Regions from separate parts of the Mus musculus genome. Here region 1 is linked to region 2. A link is a loop called in an ENCODE intact Hi-C map of the cell type or tissue named here. Cell type or tissue: heart. All regions are shown on one strand.

Region 1 (8,000 bases), 70 kb before region 2:
ATGATGGGAATTGAACTCAGGACCTCTGAAAGAGCAGTCAGTGCTCTTAACCACTGTGTCATCTCAGGAGTGGGGGTGGGGGTTTCTTAATTGGGCTCCCCCCTACTCAGATGATTCTAGTTTGTGTTCACAAAAAACTAACCACCATGCCTGAGTCATCTGAGTTCAGAAATTAGAAGTGAGTACACCTCTGCCTCTGAGGTCAGTACTGTGAAGGGTTCTTCTTAAACAATAAAGTGAAAGCCAGGCACAGAGAGGAGGCAGATCTCTGTGATATCTGCCTGAGGTTAGCCTGGTCTACACAGTAAGTTCCAGAACCCTGTCTCAAAAAACAAGCAAACAAAAACAAGGGTCCCACGTGTGCTCTCAGCATCACAGTTACTCTCTGAATTATCACAAGACTTGTAGGTTCATACATTTTAATCATAAGTCTCTGTTAGACTCAGTATTTCCTGTTTTCATGCAGAAAAAAATTCACTTAAGATACACACACACACACACACACACACACAAACATACACACAAACATACACACACACACACACACACACACACACACACACATCACTGTGTGTCTCTGGTTGCTTTGGAACTATATAGCCAAGACTAGCTCTGATCCAGGGTCCTCCTACCTTAGCTTTCCATGTGCTAGGATTTTAAGTTGTGTACTACCATGTCCAGCAATACCTTTTAAAATAATTTTAAGGCAATAGTTGTCAGGTACTTTTGAGATTAATTTACTGGTTTTTTTGTTTGTTTTGAGCAAAAATGATGTATCAGAACATATATGCATCTTACTATCTTTTTAACCCATCATATATACATATATGTGTGTGTGTGTATATATGTGTATATATATATATATGATTGTATGATAGATAGATAGATATCGAAAAGCAAGTGCTCTTATCCCCAGAGCCATCTTTCCATCCCAGAAATTCACTTTTGAAAGATGAACAGAAGAAATTCTTCTAGAAAAAGGTAACCCAATTCTGAATTTTCGTGTTAATTACATTGAGGAGGGTAACAATTCTACTATACATGTGGACTTGGCAGCACACCAGCATCTTTAGTGAAGCACGCTCTCTCTCTCTCTCTCTCACACACACACACACACACACACACACACACAAAGTGCTTTTATGTAACCTAGTCACAACCATCACATTTTGTGGCCCAAGTCCTTTAACTGCCAATCAGTATGTAGTAATAAGCATTTGCTAGGCACTGAGAAAACATTTTTGCCAGGTTTGTAGGCTCTTACCATGACTCAGATAGGTGTACTGAATCCTGAGATGCTGAGATCCTGACTTAAAGCTGGAAGTGTTAAACAAAATGATGGTAGCCAGACAAGCTACTGCATGCTTGAAATAGAAGAATCTTAAAAGTGGATTGAGCAAAGTCAGCCTAGGGTACGTAGCATGGGCTGTCCCAAAGTGGACAGGACTGAGTTCCAGGCTGCATTCCTACACTATATCACAAAAAGACTACACCAGACCAAATGTTACTCGTGTCAAACGCCACAGAGTCAAACCACAACTTTAAACAAACAGCAGCCCGACACTGACCTGTGTCAACATAATAAAGAAATGACTTTTTAATCTTTACAATAATCTGAAGTATGTTCCTACCTTGCAAGCGTAGTGCTCAAAAGGTTCTTTCATTCTTTTCTGTAGCGCGGAGACAGAGTGAATCCATGGGTCCAATAAAGAGTTAAACAGAGAACGGGCAAAACGAGGGCCACCATTAAGCAGCGACAATAAAACGCGAGAATGACCAGAAGTACTTTCGAACTCTGCGGCAGCTTACCCCACTGCCAGGCTCCACCTCCCCGCTGTGGAGCGGACCCCGCTGGTCCCCGAACCCCCACTTACCGTGAGCTCACCGAGCTGCGCCGGCCTGCGGGCGAGAACAGCACGGGCGAGTTAACCGCAGATCCCAGAGACAGACCCCTCCTGCTCGCTCTAGGCGTGGACGTGGGCCCGATCCCGACTAGCGGACCGCGTCGGGTCCCCGGCCCTGGGGTTCGCGGAGAGGAGACGCTCGGAAACATGTTTGCAGAGAGCGTGGAGGAAGCGGCACTCGCGGGCTAATAGCGAGAACCTCGCGCGCCCGGAGCTTGAACACCTGAGGGGCGGGAAGGCGCCTAGAGATGACGTAAGGGGGCGCTCAGCGAGTAGGGAGGGGAAGGCGCATGGCAATGACGTCAAAGATCGGCGCCGAGACTCGGGGCAAGGTCGGAACTGGGAGCGCTTTGTTGACGTCACATCCAGTACCGGGGAGGGGCGGGGCAGGCGATTTGGAGTCCTGCGACCCGATTCACCGCGGTGGATCCAGTGCTCCGGACCGAGAGCTTGCCAGAAGCGCCGGTCTCCGGCTGGAGCTGACCCTCCGCGGCGAGCGTGGGCTGGGGAAGGAGGCGCCCGTGGGCGGAGCTGAGGAAGTCGCGCTCTGGGCGGCGGTGGTGTGCTCACAGTTTTTCCCAACCTAATTCAGATCGGTTCAGGCTTGTTCTTCGTTCGATTGTCTGGGCTCTGCAGCGGGTTGCAGCTTTTTGCTTTCCAGGCACAGCTTGCATTTTGATGGGTCTGTCCTACTGCCGGAGATTCGGAAATGACAGTGCCCCCAGTCCCCGGGCATGTTCACTCTCATCGCTGCCCCTGAAGTTCCAGACCCTAGTAGAAGCCGATAGCAGGCGTGCACACAGTTCTGTTAGTCCTCTGCGGCTGTTTCGGAAGACCGTAGTGTGTGTATGGGGGTGTCTTTTCCATTCTGCTCCCCACATTACTAAACAGTGAACTGAGATTAGCCCGAGGCTGTACTAGAGTTTGTAAATATTCAGGGCTGATAACTGCCCAGGGACCCTTGCTGAACTTGTGAGGTCCCTTGTTACTTCGGGTGGCCTTTCCTTTTCGGTTTTTTCATTGTGTCCCACTTAGACAACATTGTAGCCAGACTTTTGACCACTTTATGGGTTCCTATTTCTACCACTTGTCTCCCTCTCAACCCCCCAACACTAGGTAGGAGAAAGAAGGCTAGAGGAAAAGGGGGCTTCGATATCCGTAGACTACTTCCTGCTGATAGAGGCATCGAGTTCCTTGGGGCAGTTTTGATCTTTTAAGAGCTCAGAAAGCCAGAAGGAGGGCATTGGACTCTGAAGTTAGTTACAGGGGGGTTGTGCGCCACCTAGCATGGGTGCTGGGAATTGAACTCGGAAAAAAAAAGAAAAGCATTTAGAAGTAGCTACTTGAGCCAGGTGTGGCTGCACACACCTATAATCTCTGTAGGACCAGAAGTTGTTCAAAGCCACCCTGGGCTACATGAGACACTGTCTCAAATGCCAACAAACAAACCCAATTACCTGAGAGACCATTATGGACACAAGGTTGTTAGGCATATCAGAAGTAAATACAGTGGGAGGGGGTAGGGGGAGAGAGAACATGGAAGGGAGGAGTCATCTCTGCCCTAAGGATGAGAGAAAGCAGCTTTCCAGTCCACAGTCCAGGAGAAACGTGCGCATGCGTAATGGAGCCTTTAATTCTTGCAAAGTGCAGTGTAGGAGAATTTCGGTTTCTTTTTTGTTTTGGTTTGGTTTGGTTTTCCGAGACAGGGTTTCTCTGTGTAGCCCTGGCTGTCCTGGAACTCACTTTGTAGACCAGGCTGGCCTCAAACTCAGAAATCCGCCTGCCTCTGCCTCCCGAGTGCTGGGATTAAAGGCGTGCGCCACCTCGCCCGGCTGAATTTTGGTTTCTTTAAACACAGAAATGTTATAAGAATATGTCTTCACTTTAATCCCGGGTGTGGGATGTAGGGCTGCTTCAGATTGTCTAGAATTGCTCATTATGAGGCAGGTGGACCTCTGACTTTGAGGCCAGCCTAGTCTACAAAGTGAGTTCCAGAACAGCCAGGGCTACACAGAGAAAAACCCTGCCTCCAGAGATCCACCTACCTCTGCCTCCTGATCACTGGGATTGGAGGTGTGCATAACTGTCTGGCTTGCACAGGTATGGCATATACTCACAGACACATAATAAATGTTTTTTAAAAAAAACCCAAAATAAGGGGTTGAAGAGATGCCTCAGCAATTAAGAGCACTGGCTGTTCTTCCAGAGGTCCCAAGTTCAATTCCCAGAACGCACATAGAAGCTCACAATCTGATGCCTTCTTCTGGTCTGCAGGCAGACATGCAGACAAAGCACCTGACACATTTAAAATAAAAACCCACCAAAATAAAAGCCAAGCATGTAGCATGCAGAAATAAAACTACCCTAGAGTTCTAGGGCCAGCTAGCCTGATGGCAGAGAATCTAGCGTCAAACACTGAAAGATGAGGAGGCCCACTCAGTTGTCCCCTGACCCTGCGCAGTGTCCTCCCAGCCAGGAGGGACTGAATCTCTTGGGAACAGTAAGGAACTTTCTCCCTGAAGTTGCCTTTGCCATGCTATTACAGCAAAGAGAGGCTAAGACAAGTGACAAAGTTGCCTCACTGGGTACATGTGACCTAAGTGTTTGTCTACATCGTGGGATTTACCAGAGCACCAGATGTAATGTGTGCAGAGTGCTTGAGACAAAGCAGCCCCCAAACACTGCTTGCCACAGCCCTTTGCCAGATTGCTTTGTACTGACTTTGCCTGCCTCTCTCCATAAGCTAGAGAGGGCTGAAGGCAGACACTGCTGAATCCTTTGTCAAGGCCACAGCACTGTGCTCATGGTGGGGCAGGAAATAATAATGGGGCTGGAGTAGTTGGACAGACACTAATAAATAGCAAACACATGAGAGTCTCAGATAAGGAAAGGCATGGAACACAAAGTCAATACTCTGTATATGACATGTTAGATTAAAAAGTTTTTTTGAGTCTCTATAACAAATTTTATTAAGAAACTAGGGCTTGAGAGATGGCTCAGCGATTGAGAGCACTGACTGCTCTTCCAGAGGTCCTGAGTTCAAATCCCAGCAACCACACGGTGGCTCACAACCATCTGTAACGAGATCTGATGCCCTCTTCTGGTGTGTCTGAAGACAGCTACAGTGTACTTATATATAATAATAAATAAATCTTTAAAAAAAAAAGAAATTAATATGTGGATGGAGGCAGCAGGGGCAGTAGTGAGTTCGAGGCCAGCCTAGTCTACAGAGTTTGAGAACAGCCAGGGCTACAAAGAGAAACCCTGTCTGGAAAACTAGAGGGGAAAAAATAAAGAAAATAAAGTGACTACCAAATTTTAAAAGAAGTGATAGCCATGAGGCTGAAGCATGAATGTAAGTTCGTGGTAAAGCACTTAGCATGTGTGGAGAACCTCGGGTCAACCTCAGCATCATAACACACAGACACAGATTAAGTTCACTATAAATTTTAATCTGATATAAAATGTTAACCATATTAAGAAAGAAAACGTGATGACTCAATTCAATTTTCATAATGCTTTCTCACCAGTCTGATCTGCAACAACTCCGAGTTCTGAGGACACCCTGCAAGGAGCTGAGCAGATGTGGACAGTGGAAGGTGACCGTCACAGGTGTGCTGCCTACTCACCCCAAGACCTGCACACACATCCATGGGGCCTCATGCTCATTACCCGGTTCCCCAGGTAACATAAGTGGTGACACTGCTTCTCATCAAGAGGCACGGCAGGTGTGTCCATTTAACTACCTCTCAGCGTAGCTGTGTCTCAGGCTCTACATCACCAGCAAAAAAACAAACAAAAAACCCACTTCCTCCGCAACATCCAGTTAACAGCACTGATACCAAAGGAAAAAAAAAAGAGCAAATTCATATTCATTAGCCACTGTCACTGCTGTAAGAGCTGTGACACTGTAGGTGACAAACCATAAGCACAGAGAGCAAGGGTACCTTTATCCGGCAGCTCCCAGTTAAGGTTCCATGCACTCCATGGAGCAGGGCTTCCAAACTCTTCCAATCTCTGTTTGAAACAAAGTCTCAAGCGCTGGCTGGTTTTAAAGCTCAGGTGGGTGTGAGCCACTCTACTTTTTCTTTTGGAAACCAGAGTGGTTTATTTCATGACTGTTGAAATCGTCAACATGAACTGGATGCTGCAACAATTACCCTCGGGTTTAAGTTTTTCCTTCACAGGATCCATGTCTACACAATAAACAATTCAGGAGCCTCCTTCCCCCCAGACCCAGCAGAGTTTCATCTCCTAGCCTTGGTTCTGCAGTTAGATGTTCTCTGGTGCTTGGAAGGGCAGCCACACTTGCCACACGGTGACTCCTGAAGGTTTCTAGGACTTAGAGTCTCAGCAGCAGGACCACATGTGACTTAACTGTGATACTTTCCAAAGGCTGATGTTCCTTCTGATGCCTTGCCTCTGCAAGAGTCATCATACTCAAGGCTGAAAATTATATTATTCAGATTCAGCCTTATTAATAAAAATTTAAAATATAAAACTACAATATACCTGGGAATCACATATTTAAAATGGGTATTTTTTTTTTCAAAATACATGCTTCAACAGATGCGCCATGGATTTTCATCCACCTCTGTTGATAACGCCTGGTTATCTGTACCTTGCTTCTCAAAAAGAGTCATTAAACAAGGAGGTAATAAAAAAATAGAAGCTTTCCAGTTTACAGAACGGGACTTCTTCCTTTGGCAAAATGTATCAGACTCTGGTGCTCAGATGGTGAGCACTGCACATTTGGACAGGTACAGCCCTGTAGTGCTCCAGAACTCTGACGCCAGAAGGTAATGGAGGATGGACGCGTCAAACTTTCCCTCAGTGGCCCTAGGTAGGTGCGTCAGTGGCTTAAATTAGTTAGGCCTTTAGTTTCTAATTCCCTTTTTAAAGTTGTCACCTGAGAACAACTCGACTCTGACAGCACACACAGGAAGTGAGGTGTTCTGCTTGGCTAGCAAACACTGGAACCCTGCAGTCACTTCAGCGCTTTAGACATTTAGAGAGCTACGATTTTACAACTGAAGAAAGGTCTGGGAGGACAGGTACATCGTAAAATGACATTGTGCACTCTTTGTGGAAAGAGGCATATTTCAAATAACTGAAGTATGCTCCCAGGCTTCACACGGCCTCCAGGCCCTGTTCTCTGCAATGCTGTTTGGTTTTAAGGTCTCTCAGCCCACGGGTAGCTGCTGCTCTGTTTCTGTCTGTGGACAGGGTATATGATAGAGTCACAGCCCTGCTTCAGTTACCCAATACCTGCACTGCAGGCTACGCCCGTGCAGGTTCCAGGAACTGCTCTGCTCCATTATATGACAGGAAACTCTGCTTGTTCATCAGTTTTCTGTAAAGCCCATTGGGCTTCAGGAGCAGCTCTTCATGTGTCCCGTGTTCACAGATCTTTCCGTGGTCAAGGACAGCAACAAAGTTGGCATTCTTAATGGTGGACAGGCGGTGGGCTATGATCAGCACGGTTCTCCCTTCCATCAGCCGGTCAAGGGCCTCCTGGACCAGGTGCTCATTTTCGGCATCCAGTGCACTGTGACAGACAAGGCCACACACAAGAGGAAGCAGAGATGACAGAGCTGTATACATGGTTGCTCACACTGCTAAGACGCCCTCCAGCCTGGACACACGCACACTAGATACACTAACACTGTCACACATGTCACAAAGATAACCTCACCTGGTTGCTTCATCAAGGAGAAGAATTTTGGGGTTCTGAAAAAGTAAGAGTGGAAGAATCAAAATGACTTCTCAGTACACACAGCGCTGGACAGCGAGAGGACAGCTGAGGCTCAGTATGTAAAGGCACTAACCACCAAGCCTGACAGCCCGAACGCCACACCATTAGACCTGACAAGTTGTTTGCTGACCTTTGTGTACTCCGTCCCAAGAGAAATAAATAAAGAGTAATGAAACCATTTAAAGCTAACTATTATACTTTTTAAAGAATTATTTATTTCATGTACATGAGTACACTGTCACTGTCTTCAGACACCAGGAGAGGGCATGGGATCCCATTACAGGTGGTTGTGAGCCACCATGTGGGTGCTGGGAATTGAACTCTCCTGGTGTGTTTGGAGA
Region 2 (8,000 bases):
CAGGTGGGGTTAAGCACAGGCTGGTCTACATAGCAAGTTCTAGAATAGCCAGAGCTAAAAACCGTCTCAAAAAGAAAAAGCAATGCAGGACTGAAAGAGTATTTTCATATTCTGTATTATAAAGGCATGGATCCTTCATAGTGTAAAAGGGATCCGGTGCACATTATATTATTAATGTTTAGTTTGTCCTGAGCTCAGATGTTCCTGGGAGAGTACAAAGTGGAGACCAGCAGAAACTAATTTGACCCTGCATATCAAGAAGTAACGCTCAAACACCCACAGAATGAGATGAGGGAGAGACAACGAGAGAAGCAGAGCATCTGAAGGCTCAGAATTGTGGCTGACCAAAGGCTCAAGACCGAGCTCTGGAGTGACTGACACATTGCCTCCAACCCTTCCTTTCCTTATGTAATCTGCTGGCTGGAGATGGGCTTTAAGACAGAATACAAGTCTTTACTTTCTCAGACTGATAACACAGACTAAAGCTATATTAAGATTCAATTCCTATCCCACTTACTGGCTTCTGAAGGGACAGGTAGCATGAACTATATTCTGATTTAAAAGTTTGAGTGCTGTCTAGTTTCTGCTTGGACTTATTTTAGGCTTTTGATCTTTTGTGATTTCTAGAAATACGAAAGCCACAAGCATCTTATTTCTACTTTACTACTGTTTTCATAGCACAGGAGAGAAGAGGGTCTATATTTTCTTGGTTACTTTTCTATTGCTAATGAAGAGAAACCATCACCAAGGCAACTTATAAAAGTATTTGTAGGGAGGAGGGATGTGTTGAAATAGGGTTTCTCTGTGTAGCCCTGGCTGTGCTGGAATTTTCTTTGTAGACCAGGCCGGCCTTGAACTCACAGATTCACCTGCCTCTGCTTCCTGAGTGCTGGGATTAAAGGTGGGCACCACTGTCATTGCTGCCAGTGTCACCACCATCACCAGACAAAAGCAAGCACTTCATTGGGGGCTTGCTTACTATTTCAGAGGGTAAGTCCATGAGTATCACGGTGAGGAGCAGACAAGCAAGGCATGGCACTGGAGCAGTAGCTGAAAGCTACAGCTTATCCACATTTTGGAGGATGAGAGATTAGACCTGGCATGGACTTTTGAAACCTCAAAGCCTTAAACACCTCAGTGATACATTTTCTCCAAAAAGGCAACATTTCCTAATCCTTTCCCAAACAATTTCATCAAGGGACCAAACATAAGCGCCATGCTGGCTGGGTATGGTTCATCTTGCGATGCACACTTTCACACACCAGGAGCCGGGCAACCCTGGTGTACATAGTTGAGCCCCAGTACAGCCAAGGCAATGTAAACAACATAACAAAAAAACACTCACAAACCACAAGTTAGTCTATGGGGGCCATCACCATTCAAAACACTACGTATATAAAAGTTCACTGACATGCATAGCAGTATAAATACCAAATGTGGTACAATTGTGCTCCAACTATTTATACACATCTTAAAACCAGTGTCCATTAAACCACTATAGATTATCAAATTCTATTTTTTGGTCTGGGTATTGTGGCACATTTTTAACCCGAGCACTTAGGAGACCAGACAGGAAAGTTGCATGTAAGTCCCAGGCCAGCCGTGGATAACAGGAGACCATGGATCAAAAGAAGTCCAAATGGACATATAACTGACTTTCCAAAGCATTTTGTCTTCCTACTAGGTCACCACAGACAACACAGGTTTTTTGGAGAGAGGTGGAAGTGGGGGTGGGCAACAGGGATTAAGCCTAAGGCCTTCTTCCCATGCAGGCGAGCTCTCTACCACCAAGCTACCCTCAGTCCTCACAGCACTTCATCCTTTCCAAATCCCGATCTACTCTCTCTGCTGCAAGTCTCAGTCCAAGCTATTGATGAGCTCATTTTCATTCACCCCTTACAGTATTTTTTTGTTGTTTTTCCCCCCAGTCAGAGTTTTTGCTATGTAGTCCATGATAACCTAAATTCTGTTCCTAGCCAGCCTGACCTTGAACTTTCCATCTCCATCCCCTTGTCATGGCCGGTTGCAGTAGGTCAACAAGAACAAGCCTCCATTTCCACATTAGTTTGTATTTTATGTGCGATCTGTACAGTGTTCTCTGAGACATGATCCCAGTACTCCTCAGTGAACATTAATTCTTGTTGTTTTGTTTATATAACTGATTTGGTGAGACTGAATAAAAGCTCCAACCCAGCACCAGTGGCTTGCTCCAGCCTGGCATGCCCTCTTGAAGACCATCTTGGTGTTGGAGCAACAACTAAGGCTGCCTTGGAGCAGAGACCACAACATGGGATAACATTCTCCAATCACAGAGAGACTTCTCAGAGAAACCTGCTTTGTAACCTGGTACATGACACACACCAAAACATGGTTTTTAGGAAATACTGTCTAGAACGACCTGTACCTTCATGTTTTGTTTTAATGTTCTCTTAGCTTTGAAATTCAGATTAAAAATTTCTGTACTAAGCTAGAAGCTGTACAGAAGCAGGGATGCCTCTCTACTGCGACCCAGCCCCACTCCATTCCAGGCCTTCCTCCCAAAAAGCCAATGTGATGCATCAGTTTAAAACTCACTGCTTTCACTGGAGGAAACCCAGTGAAAAAACCCATCATGTCGTTTCGAGGTTTCGAGGTTTCGCTGGAATGCTGCTTACCCACTTCCATTTTCACTTTACTGAGGCTCCCTCACCTTTTAGCAGGCTTTGGCCAAGCCCTCTCCTAAGGAGGCACCCTTACAAATGCTCACCTGGTGTGAACAAACCTTGATGCTCTCTCTGTCTGGCTATCTCTTCCTCAAATGGCTTCCTGGTCTTTGCCCTTCTACTCCCAGAGCCTGGAACACCATCCCAGTCCTACACTACCATTGATACCTAATGTTTACTTAACATTCCGCTGCTGAGTAAGACGCCATCTTAAGTACTTCCCACAGACTATCTGCTTTTACTCTATTAGGCAGGTAAACGCTTCAGGTGGGACGCTGAAGCCTGTAGTTATCAGACAACTTGCCCAAAGTCACGCAGTTCCTGAATGGGAGGGAACGCAGTCTCGTGGACAGTGTCTGAGCCTGCACCCTATGCTCCACTGATCCCATACGGGACTGCAGGGGAGCACTGGGCCAACCGCTCACTGATGCTTATGTCAACGAGAGCCTGCAAGTTAATCAGCTAACATGCTGATTGGCTACGTGGAAGGCTGGAACCGTGACTTCAAGTAGTGTTCAATGAGCAGCGCTGGCGTCACACAAGGTCAAGCTAAAACAAGTCAGAAAAGAAGCAAAGCCCCTTCTTTTGTCCCCAGATGTTGTTCATAGATTGTGACAGAGTAACAAAAAGAATAACCAGTTACTAAGTAGTCAGAAGAGGTTTTTGCCTCTCTTCAGTGACAGAAGTACACACAAATCTCACAGTTGGAAGACTGTCCCAAAACACACGAACCAAATTTATTTATTACTGATGGCAAATACTGAAGGCACAAACTGACATTTTGGGTTTTCTGATTTAATATTCGCTTTATAGTTCATAAAACAAGGCTCTCATATGTGTATGTGTGTGTGTATGCACGTGTATTTAGACCAAGTCTCACTCTGTGGTTTAGACTGGTGCAGAACTCACTTCGTACACCAGGATGGCCAACAATTCGCAGCAATCTTTCTGCCTCAGCCTACAGAGTGTGGGGATTACGGAGTGCGCCACCACTACCAGCAGAGTCTGGGCTTAAATTACCCTCCCATTTTACAGGAGAAGAAACCGAGGCAGCAAGCTCGCCTGCTACACGGCTTGCAACTCTAAGTCTCTGCGGTCACCAACTCCATCCGTGACACTCAGCCCCAGGTTACAGCCAAAAAGTCTGTAACCTGGAGAAAGGCAGACTCCCTTCCTACTTCACTTTCTAATAGGGCGGGTCGGACTGGACGGGACTCCCGGCAGAGCCCCGAGGCTATCCTCCACCTGCCGGTCCCGGCGAAGGGGAAAACTCACCTCTCGACGCCGGAGCCACAGCGCCTGCGAGGTCCGCGGGGCCGCGTCTCCCCGCGGCAGCCGCGAGCCCTCCGTCCGCTGCCCACTTCCGCCGAGCGCCCTCGTGAGCTCGCAGTTGGCTCCGCGCGAGGGCGCCCGGCGGGGCCGCGGGGTCTCCGGGCGCGTGCAGCCGGGGCCGCCACGTGCGGGGTCGCTCGGACCCGCGCGCGCGCGAGCAGGGCCGGGACTGCGCAGGGGCGGGCGCGCGCGCGCGCGCTCTCCCGCCCGAGGCCCCTCCCCCGCGTCCCCTCCCCCCCCCCGCCCTGTCCCGCGCCCCGCCCGCACTCACTGAACATCCCAGGCGGCTCCCGCTGCCCCGCCGCCGCCCCGGCACCGGCTGCTTCCGTATCGGTTGCCCGCCGTAGGACTCCGTACGACGACCGGCTAGCCGGGTCCCCGCGCCCTACGTCCTCCCGCGCTCGCGGTTCTCGGTGGCCGCCCCATGACCGCCTGACGGAGCGGGCACGCCGGGCTAGGCCGCGGACGCGCGACGCCGCCGCGGCCAGGGCGCGCTCGGCGCTCCTCTAGCGATGTCTGCGTGACGCCCCTCCCCGCCCCGAGCCGTTGGCGTCAACGTCTGCCGGAAGCGCCTCCCTCACATGTGGCTCGCCGCCGTGGAGGTCCCAGGTGAGCGGACGGTTGGAGAGTTTGGGTTTCCTCTGCGCCGAGGCGCCAGTTTGGCGGATGCGGACACCAGTCCTAACAGGAGGGAACCGGCTGGAGAGCCGGGATCGGAGGAGCCTCTGCCCGAGGGAGTTCCCGCTATGGAACCCTGCTTGAGGTTCTGAACTGCTTTACCCCGAACTGAAGGAGCTCCACTTGAGAGAACCTTGATCTGAGGGAGACCCACGTTAGAGAGCACCCCGATCTCCTACACGGAGCTCGGACTCGAGGGAGCCCCGATCCAGGTAGTAGGATTTGAAGGTATCATGATAAACTAGAACCACCACCTCCTCCTCCTCCTCCTCCTCCACCACCACCACCACCACCACCACCACCACCACCACCACCACCAAAACCAAACTTTTTATTTGTATGGGTGTTTTATGTACACCCGCAGAGGATAAAAGAGGGGCGTTCCTCTAGAACTGGAGTGGTGGTTGTGAGCCAAGATGTGGGATATTGGGACTCGAACCTGGGTTCTCTGGAACAGCAGTAAGTAATCCTAACCACGGAGTCATCTTTCCAGCCCCCTAGAACATTGATTCTCAACCTTCCTAATCCTGCAACCCTTTGTTCATGTTGTGGTGACACGCCCCCCCCCCCCCCGCCATGAAGTTATTTTGTTGCTATATTATAATTGCAATTTTCCTACTGTTGGAAGCATAATGTGAATAAATACCTGGTTTGCAATCTTGTGGGCGTGTGACCCGCAGGTGGAAAAACCCTGCCCTAAACCCTTCCCGAGGTAGTCAGAGGGCGAGGACAGGAAGGGAGGCCTCTCAGTTCTGAAGGCCTGTAGTAAGCTTTCCAAAGTGCACAGTCTCTTGCCTCAACACAGCAGCGTGGTGAATGTTCTGTCAGGGTTTAAGCTAAGTTGTTTACCATAATGGAAACAAACTTTATGACTTTTAAAAACTCAAAAGGTTTAGCTGGGTTTCATAGCAAGTGTAGGTTGTTAATGTATCCTTTCCTTTGTTACTTGGGATTTTAAAGATTGTATATGGTTTTTGTCTACTGTAGCTGTGTGTGACGAGTTACTGTTACAGTAGAAGTAAGAGCATTTTTATTGAAATTAATGCCTGAATTCTGTTTCTTTCTCTCTTTGCTCCTTTTGTCTGACATTCATGAGGATCCTGGGGAGAAGATGCAGAATTCCCTGGAAATTGACTTACAGATCGTTGTGGGTGCTAGGAACTGGACTCGGGCTCTCTACAGGAGTCACAAGTGTTCTTTACTGCTGAGCCGTTTCCTCAGCCACATCACCTAATTTCTTTTTCACTTCAAGAAGCATTATTTTCTTCAAGTACTGTATTGCTTGCTTTTTTGCTTATTTAATAGTGCTACTCCTGTTACACAACACAGTTTTGAAGCTGTGCTAAACCATCTCTTTCGATCTTAAATCATGAATGGTGACTGTCATCCTGTGAGTGATTTACACACTTTGATTTCTCCTTATTGAATTCCTGTATTCTCTAAGTGTGATCACAGCAGGAGTACTTATAATCTATTGTCTACCTGCTTTTGATGAAAGCCAGTTTCAAATTAACTATATATTTGACACAACATCTTACCATGTATCCTAGGCTGGCCTCTGCTTCCTAATTGTACCCAATAAGGTATATAGGGAGGGGTTGGAGAGGTGGCTCAAAGTTAGGAGTACAGCTGCTCTCAGAGAGGACCTGGGCTCAGTTCCCAGTACCTCCATGGCGCCTAACTCATGACTATCTGTACTCTAGTCTCCAAGACTCTAATGCCCTCTTTGACCTTCTTGGACTCCTGAGTGCATATACTCAGGCACATATACATAAAAAATTTTCTTTTTAAAAGATACTGTCCATTTTCTGGTGTCTGTTCAGTTAGGCCTTATTATAATACTATTTTCCTTTTTTAATTGTAGAAGACGTGTAGCAATGGCTGCTGTTTATTCTGGTATTTCCTTTAAACTTAAAAGCAAGACAACTTCCTGGGAAGATAAACTAAAATTAGCTCACTTTGCTTGGATTTCCCATCAGTGCTTTCTACCAAATAAAGAACAAGTAAGTTTAACGTAGAACTTGTACGTTTTATGATCTAAAATAATTTCATGTACAGCTTGGATATTAACATTTAAAAGATTAGAAGACATGTTGGGGAGAAAACTTGATTTGCAGTCACTGTCAGTGAAGAAGCAGTGGGGCTTTTGGATTGCTAGGCGGGAAGTTGAGAAGTTGGAAAGTGCTAGTCTGAGGGCAAGCTAGAAGCAGGTAGGTACCAGTTATGATGTTCTATTGGGATTTCTTAAGTTGCTGTGGCTAAAAAGTAGGCAGTGCAGCTGTGGTAGGATGACAAGCTCATGGAATAGGGCTGGCCTCCATCCAGTGCTGGTATCAGACTGTATTATAATTGTGAGAGAAGTGACGAGGTGTGGTTTGCAGAACAGTTAGCTTACCTGTCAGTGTCCACACCTACTACGTGTTTGAGTCATCTTGACAGCTAGGCAGTTCCTTGGTCAGCGCTGCACAACATGAAACAAAAGGGTAATCCTGGTAGGCTTGAGCGAGAGCCCAGCTCGTCTGTCACACCTACGGACAGTGCTGCAGAGTAGAAGTGAGCAAGGGCAACTCAGTCCAGTGTTTGTCCAGCACACCTGAGGCCCTGGCTTTCTTATCGTCAGCATCACCACCACCATCTTCACGATCTCACACATATGGCACACACAGAAGACTCATACACACAGCTCTGCGAGCTGAAGCATCACCTTTTCTCAGTGTATTGTGCTTGAGAAAACACTGTTACAGGAATGGAAACTGCATGTGTCCAAAGCCCTTTTCTCCCATAGACACTTGTGCATCCGTTCCCCTTGGCTGTGTTTCCTGAATGAGGGAGACTTAGAAGTTACTTGTCTTGGGAAAATGAGCACACATGTCCGAATGTTCTGATTCTCATTCCTTTTTTTCTTTAATTATCCCTCATTGCCATTTGATTTGCATATATGATTGCTTCTGTGGACATTGTGGATATTTATGTGTTTCTCTTAGAAAAGACCATTGAATAATGTTAATTTTATTGAAACTTTTCTTTGAGGCCAGATGAAGACATCATTGTTTTTCCTTAATAAACATTTCAAGATTTCAAAACATTATTATAATGTTAACACAAGTGAGGATTAAAAAAAATACTTTCACTATACCTGTCATGCTGCCATTGAATTGAGACCTTTTGGCCTCAGCTTCCAAGTAGTGATATTAATAGCGTGTGTAATCATATTCAGCCTATCGGTTTCAGATAGGATCTTGCTGTGTTGCTCAGTCTCATCTTGAACTTGTAGACTGAAGTGCTGCT

Evidence for each region. Hi-C counts contacts between places; a loop is a spot of excess contacts. Peaks named below come from ENCODE experiments on the same cell type or tissue, not always from the same donor. Only the 100,000 strongest peaks of a DNase experiment are listed, where the experiment ranks them.
Region 1: a loop joins it to region 2, with 5 times the contacts of the local background. A loop is called at or near these places in 7 of 42 quality-filtered maps.

What each region holds. Positions count from the first base shown.
Region 1 is chr8:123,947,124-123,955,123 of GRCm38, forward strand. Nup133 (nucleoporin 133) reads right to left here and starts at 2,142. Exons shown (of 26, transcript NM_172288.2): 1 at 1,875-2,142. The coding sequence starts at 2,053. It overlaps Abcb10 (ATP-binding cassette, sub-family B (MDR/TAP), member 10), which reads right to left. Exons shown (of 13, transcript NM_019552.2): 12 at 7,600-7,634; 13 at 5,336-7,452. The coding sequence ends at 7,185. In heart, a CTCF peak has its summit at 3,188; a DNase peak (open chromatin) is centred at 2,158; H3K4me3 peaks cover 2,404 bases; H3K27ac peaks cover 1,676 bases.
Region 2 is chr8:124,016,884-124,024,883 of GRCm38, forward strand. It overlaps Taf5l (TATA-box binding protein associated factor 5 like), which reads right to left and starts at 4,514. Exons shown (of 5, transcript NM_133966.3): 1 at 4,306-4,514. It overlaps Urb2 (URB2 ribosome biogenesis 2 homolog (S. cerevisiae)), which reads left to right and starts at 4,614. Exons shown (of 10, transcript NM_001368414.1): 1 at 4,614-4,643; 2 at 6,577-6,715. The coding sequence starts at 6,590. It overlaps Mir1967 (microRNA 1967), which reads left to right and starts at 5,758; the gene lies at 5,758-5,839. In heart, a CTCF peak has its summit at 3,696; a DNase peak (open chromatin) is centred at 4,548; H3K4me3 peaks cover 3,164 bases; H3K27ac peaks cover 2,650 bases.